2 separate regions of the Mus musculus genome follow, and region 1 is linked to region 2. The links are chromatin contacts, found by Hi-C or POLR2A ChIA-PET in ENCODE. All regions are on one chromosome and are shown on one strand. Each heading gives the region's core, a stretch centred on a gene start or an enhancer-like site at or near the end of the contact. The rest is flanking DNA. Distances are from core to core; before and after follow the strand shown.

Region 1 (3,122 bases), core at 544-3,043, 48 kb before region 2:
ATCCTGAAGGGAACTGTAGGCAATGGAAACTTGTAGGCAGTGGAAAGAAAAGGGTCTCGTAGGCCTGTCTTGCCACACCTACCTGAGGAAACTCGTTGTAGCTACCTCTGGTCCAGGATTTAAAATTTTTATTTTAAATGCACGACCTATTTAGTACATACGAGATTTGTTCTTGTCATCAGGATCCAGGACTGGCTTCTATAGACAGCACCAGGATAACCTCAACCATCACCACTCCTGGTCAACTTGCCTACTGTTTGGTATCAGGTCTACCACAACTCCACTTTTGCCTTTAACAAGAAACAGACCAGAGAGGTGATTCTCACCTTGTGAAACTCACGCAAAAAAGAGCGCTCATACTCTCCTCGGCAGCGGTCTTCCATCCTTTCCCGGGTCACCTGATGCAGGGTGGTTGTCACGGCCTCAGCACAAACCCGCTCCAGCAGACTGAGCCTATGCCTAGAAAAGATCCCCGCTCATGGAGAACCCACAACACACATCTGTCCCTTACCTAGGAGGGCTCTCCCCATAAAGATACTGCACACACACCCTATGCCTATGTCCAGGACAGTATAAACGTGATGAACAATAATCCCTGGTTACAAGTATGGGCAAAAAAGACATCGCCAGTTAGTCTATAAGCTCTATTGAGAGGTCTTTTGAATTCAGGACTAATGAAGCTTGCAGAGAAACCGCAGCATGGTTAGGAAGCAGTACTCACAGGACCTGGCTCAGCTGGTTGAACTGCTCCAGTGCCTGCCGGCACCAGCACTGCTGCTTGTCACTGCCACATCCTGCGCACAGAGGACTCTGCAAAAGTCGGTAGTACCTGCGGCGGGCATACCGGCTATCTAGCTCACCCTCTAGTTCCGGGTCTGTGCCCCCTTCTCCTTTTCTCTTGCTCTGCATATAGACTCTCAAGAAACGACCATAGAGGCGCTGGACCATCTCCTGGAATGTCCTAGGGGTGGAAAAAAACAGGACTCCCCGCAACATAGTGTGAACTTTCTCCCGAAGCCCCTGAGCTCCAGCGCCCATCAGCAAGCCCAGACGAGTCCATTTCTCTAGGAGTTCTAGGCTATGCAGATAGGGATCCAAGCGGCTTTCCAGCAGACCGAACGCATCCAGGAGCAGCCCAAGGCACTGGGGCTCATCGACAGAGTTTTCTCGCAGAGCGATGGCATTCCAGAACTCCGTGGCAATATTGCCTTGAAGGTCGTTCTGCAGCACTTCCACGAACCACTCCTCCAGGACAGAGTGCAGACCGTGTCCCCTCAGAACCTCCACCGCTGCACGAAGCTCTTCCTCCTTTGGTGGGACTGCACCGCTGGTCCGGGAAGACGCCTGGAGCACGGAAAACCGTGAGCAGAGGGGCGGAATAGGGGTAAAGGGAGAGGAGGGGCATGGAAAAACCCAGCAACCGAAGAGCTGCCAGGGAACCAAACAAATCAGGTAGCTGAGGAAGGAGGCAAGCCCACTACAGGCAGGCCACGGAGCTGTGAGGCCCCAAGGGTGGACCCCCTAAAGTATGCAAAGTCGCGGGAAATCTGCACAGGCCCGACAACCTTTCCCCGGCCTCACCAGCCCCAGCGCGGCCGGCGGCACCAGACCGGTGCTCACAGTATTCCAGGCAACCAAGAGCTCCTGTCCAGGCCTAGAGTCGCAGTCATCGGAGGCAATAATTGTCGCCGCCGCCGCCGCCGCCGCCGCCGCCGCCGCCACCGCCACACCCTCGGCCTCCATCACTGTCCACAAAACAGACCCGCCCAGTAGAGCGCACGGTGATGACGCAAGCGCGGACCTGTGGCGCAGCCGTGACGTTCACCAGCCCGCGCGCTTTGTGGGCAGTGCGCAGGTGCGGACTTAGCTGTGCAGGCGGCGGTTGAGGCTTCCGGACGCGGTGCAGACCATGACCCAACAGGGCGCGGCGCTGCAGAACTACAACAACGAGTTGGTCAAGTGTGAGCGTCGGGCACTGAAGGCCGCGGGCCGGGGCCGGCCGACCCACTCGGGAGGCTGCGTGGACATGCCTCACGAGCCCCGCTCTGCGGCCTGCCCCTCTGTCATTGCTGGTTGGGGTCGGAAGCTCACGAGTCCCCACCCACAGCTCTGTCTTCCCACCCACCCTAGGCATCGAGGAGTTGTGTCAGAAGCGAGAGGAGCTGTGCCGGCAGATCCAGCAAGAGGAGGACGAAAAGCAGCGGCTACAGAATGAGGTGAGGCAGCTCACGGAGAAGTTGGCCCGCGTCAACGAGAACCTGGCGCGCAAGATCGCCTCTCGCAACGAGTTTGACCGGACCATCGCAGAAACCGAGGCCGCCTACCTCAAGGTGGGGCTCTCAGATGTCTGTTGTGAGTGCCTTACTACCATCTGAGGCTAGGTAGGGCCCATTGTGGTTCAGAGGCTGTAGGTGGAACAGTGGGCTGTCTGTGGGTTCCAAAAGTGAGCATTGGTGTATTGGACAGAGTACACGGTGTGGGCCTGAATTAACCCAGCCTGGCTTTGCAGGGTGGAAGAGCTCTGGGACAGGTGCAGAAGGGAGGATGGTTTTACTCCATAACCAGTTGGCTACAGCACAGATGACCAAATTGAGATTTCCATCCTCCATTATTAGAGCCTGAGGCAATGGGACCTTCCTACCAGAGAAATAACATCCTTTTATTTCTCTGGCCCCAGATCCTGGAGAGCTCTCAGACTCTGCTTAGTGTACTCAAAAGAGAAGCTGGGAACCTGACTAAAGCCACAGCTTCAGACCAGAAGAGTAGTGGAGGCAAGGACAGCTGACGAGTGCCTGTTTCAGCCGTGGCCTATGGCTGCTTAGTCCTCAACATGTCTGTCCTAAAGCATCTTTGTTCTTCGTGGCCTCAGATGTCTTTTATCTCTGGTGCCCAGAGGGGCAATTTCTGACCTCCACCTGCCTAGACAAGAAAAGCCCTAGGACAGTCCAATGGAAGAGGTGTTCCCAGCTCCGTACTCACATGTGCTGTGGGGACCCTGAGCAGCTCCATGAGGGGCCTCTCTCTGAAGCTCCTGAATCCCTTTGGGCTACCAGGAATGTCCTGGTCCTGGTCTGAGTACTGTGGGAGCCCCTCACTTTGTCTCCCCAGCCACTAGGGCCCCA
Region 2 (3,067 bases), core at 515-3,014:
TCAGTGTGGTCACAGAACTCAGCCCCCCCTTCCTGATCTACCCTTCTGGGAAAGGACAAGACAGTCAGATCTTTCTGGAGATCCTGGTCAGTATAGTAAATATGAACACTAGGACTGCGGTTTTTTTTTTTTTGTTTTTGTTTTTGTTTTTGTTTTTTTGAGACAGGGTTTCTCTGTGTAGCCCTGGCTGTCCTGGAACTCACTCTGTAGACGAGGTTGGTCCCAAACTCAGAAATCCACCTGCTTCTGCCTCCGAGTGCTGGGATTAAAGGCATGCGCCACCACTGCCCGGCAGGACTGCATTTTGTATATAGCGACAGAATGCCACTGCTCAGGATACAGGACTCTGCTTGTCCTGGTGGGGTTTTTTCCTGTGACATGGTTGGTAGGTACTTGGATACCACAACCAACAGGGATTGCCTAACACCCTTAGTTTTGAAGGTAGTTCATTCCAAAAGCCAGAAGTGGCTAGACTGAGACAGACCCATTGTATAATATTCCTTTAAAAAGTTACACATCAGACATGAAGACTAAGAACTGTAGTCCTTGCATTCTGGAGGCTAAGGCAGAATTCCAGGTTACAGGCCAGACGACTCTGTCTCATAAGCAATGGCGTAGAGAAATTACCAACTAGACCATTTTGTGGGCAGAAAGATATTGGGGATCAAAATGCCAAGGTGGGGGGAGCAAATGGAGAAAAAGGATTGTTTCAGAACTACTTGCCTTCGAGAGGTAGCTGACTTGGGAGGGAAGGTTAAAGTTAAGGTGAACAGAAATCACTTTAAGAGACCTGCTCTTCTGGTAAACAGAAACTTTTAAGCTTGTTTACCTGGTCAAGTCCTGTTTAGGACAATGTCAGCACTACCATTTTGGGGGTAGGGGTGCTTTGGACCTGACCCTGAAAAAAAAAAAAAGAAATATGTACATGTATTGCTCTCCATTACAGGACAGGGACTTGCACACGTTTGTTTGTTTGTTTTTCCCTCTAACAGTCATGGCCAGGCATGCCCAGCCCTGTAGTCTCCATGCAGCTCTGTGCGCACTTGGAACTCAGGCTCCAAGGAAACCGGCTCTTGGCCAGCAAGTTTCCACAACATCTAGGGAGGCCGAAGGGGCGGAGGGATGGCCCTCCCAGGGGTGGGGTGGGGAGGGGAAGAGAGAAGGGGGGGGGGGAGAGGGGAGGGGGGAGAGAGAGAGAGACAGATAGAGACAGAGGACCCCGCGCCTGCCCAGTGCGTCCCGGAAGGGCCCGGCGCCTCATCCAGAGCCTATTATTGTTAGCGTTTCAATTCGCCTCAGCTTGAGGCTTGCAAGGTGTGTTCCGGATCGACAATGCCTGCCCGCGTCTCCTTTCTCTCCCCGCAGCAGCTGCCAGACCTACCAAGCCGCCCGAGCCCACAAAGCTCTGAAAAGTCGCCCCCTCCCTTTCAGCCGGAAGCTGGCTTTCCACGTCCCACCCGCGCGCTGCACTGCGGCGGTTACCAGGACGCCAAAACAGCGCAGCCAATAGTGTCAGGCTCTCGGAGTGCTCCCAGGAGGCAGCCAATGGAAGTGCAAATCAATCATTTGAAACACCCAATGGATTGAGCACTGCGGCGCCAGGGCGGGGATTGTGATAGGGGGAGCCGTAGGCAAGCGTGACCAATAATGAGAGTATATTGTTGGGAAGGCGGGCCCCAGACCGCTCGATTGACGGAAATGTAGCCAATCAGACAAGGATAATTCGTGGCCTCGTTCTGAAAGCCCAATCCTGTGCTGACGAGGGCGGGTCATAAGAGGTATATAAATGTTGGCAGAGCGTCGGTTGTAGCACTCTGTGCGCCTGCTCCTCCCGAAGTGCTCCTCTTCTACAGCTGTTCCGCAGTCGCCGCCGCCATGAGGGAGATCGTGCACCTGCAGGCTGGGCAGTGCGGCAACCAGATTGGCGCCAAGGTAGGAGGCTAGGTTTCTGCGAGCCAGACGCCACTGGGACAGCCAGCCGGGGAAGATGGCGGAAGCGGCCCGGAGCGTCGCCCTTCATTGCGTCCTGGATACCGGCGTACGCTGGGCCGAGACGTAGCGCCGGTGGCTGGTGTCGGTGGGGCGGACGGTGCGCGGCCCTTAGGGATTCGTCGCCCTGGCGCTCCTGAGACTGGAGGGAGGGGGAGGGCCTGCCGCACCCATCCGGGGCGGGGCTGCCTTGGAGCGCACCGGCCGGCCGGCGTGACTCAGCTAACGCCCGACTCCCTTGCAGTTCTGGGAGGTAATCAGCGACGAGCATGGCATTGATCCCACTGGCACTTACCACGGAGATAGCGACCTCCAGCTGGAGCGCATCAACGTGTACTACAACGAAGCCACCGGTAAGGCTCCTCTACCCCATCCATCCTCCTCACCACCCTTCCAGTTTGAGCACACTTGACGTCCCCCTGTCCCAACCAGGTGGCAAGTATGTGCCCCGCGCCGTGCTCGTGGACTTGGAGCCCGGCACCATGGACTCGGTGCGTTCAGGGCCCTTCGGGCAGATCTTCAGACCTGATAACTTCGTCTTTGGTGAGTGTGGTGGAGGTGTGGACGGGCTTGCTACCCATGAGGCTCAAAGGTCAAGGGGCTGACCTAAAGTTCTTCCTTAATAGCCACCAGGTGTACACTTTCTTGCCCTCTGAGTCACTCAATCCCTTGGCCGAAAGCAGCTTTAGGAGGAAGGTCCAACTGACTGCGGGTAGATTAGTTGCTAGTAGAGAGTATGAGAAGACCTGACCTAGTGGCAGGGGCCCTGTACTCTCCTTGAACATTGGCAGGGGTGCCTTTGGAAGTATTTACTGTCTTAGCTCTAGTGTGTTCTGTACATCTCCGTCTGGTCTCCCCCACCCCCCATCCCCAATCTATGTATCCCTGCCTGGCCTCTTTAACTGTAGACCAGGCTGACCTTAAACTCAGAACTACCTGCCTACCAAGTGCTGGGATTAAAAGCTTGTGCCATTATGCACAGCACCCCCTCTCCCCTTTTTTTTAACATGGCAGATTGTTTTGGGTCTGTACACTTTATTCAGTGTCACCTCATGTCATTTGGCCCCTTGGGCACATA

The links. A loop is a pair of places that touch in the nucleus more often than their neighbours do. ChIA-PET counts read pairs that join two places held with the same protein, here RNA polymerase II (POLR2A).
Region 1: a loop to region 2 is called in a map of left cerebral cortex, with 2.0 times the contacts of the local background. The contact joins the promoter of Anapc2 here to the promoter of Tubb4b in region 2. A Hi-C loop is called at or near these places in 5 of 37 maps with a recorded cell type or tissue (heart and left cerebral cortex). POLR2A ChIA-PET finds 5 or more read pairs at or near these places in 4 of 5 experiments (Patski and embryonic stem cell).

The regions. Positions count from the first base shown.
Region 1 is chr2:25,271,137-25,274,258 of GRCm38, reverse strand. It overlaps Anapc2 (anaphase promoting complex subunit 2), which reads right to left and starts at 1,793. Exons shown (of 13, transcript NM_175300.4): 1 at 1,582-1,793; 2 at 722-1,344; 3 at 327-459. The coding sequence starts at 1,743. It overlaps Ssna1 (SS nuclear autoantigen 1), which reads left to right and starts at 1,841. Exons shown (of 3, transcript NM_023464.2): 1 at 1,841-1,961; 2 at 2,131-2,330; 3 at 2,678-3,122. The coding sequence starts at 1,910. The coding sequence ends at 2,785.
Region 2 is chr2:25,223,399-25,226,465 of GRCm38, reverse strand. It overlaps Tubb4b (tubulin, beta 4B class IVB), which reads left to right and starts at 1,764. Exons shown (of 4, transcript NM_146116.2): 1 at 1,764-1,932; 2 at 2,234-2,342; 3 at 2,422-2,532. The coding sequence starts at 1,876.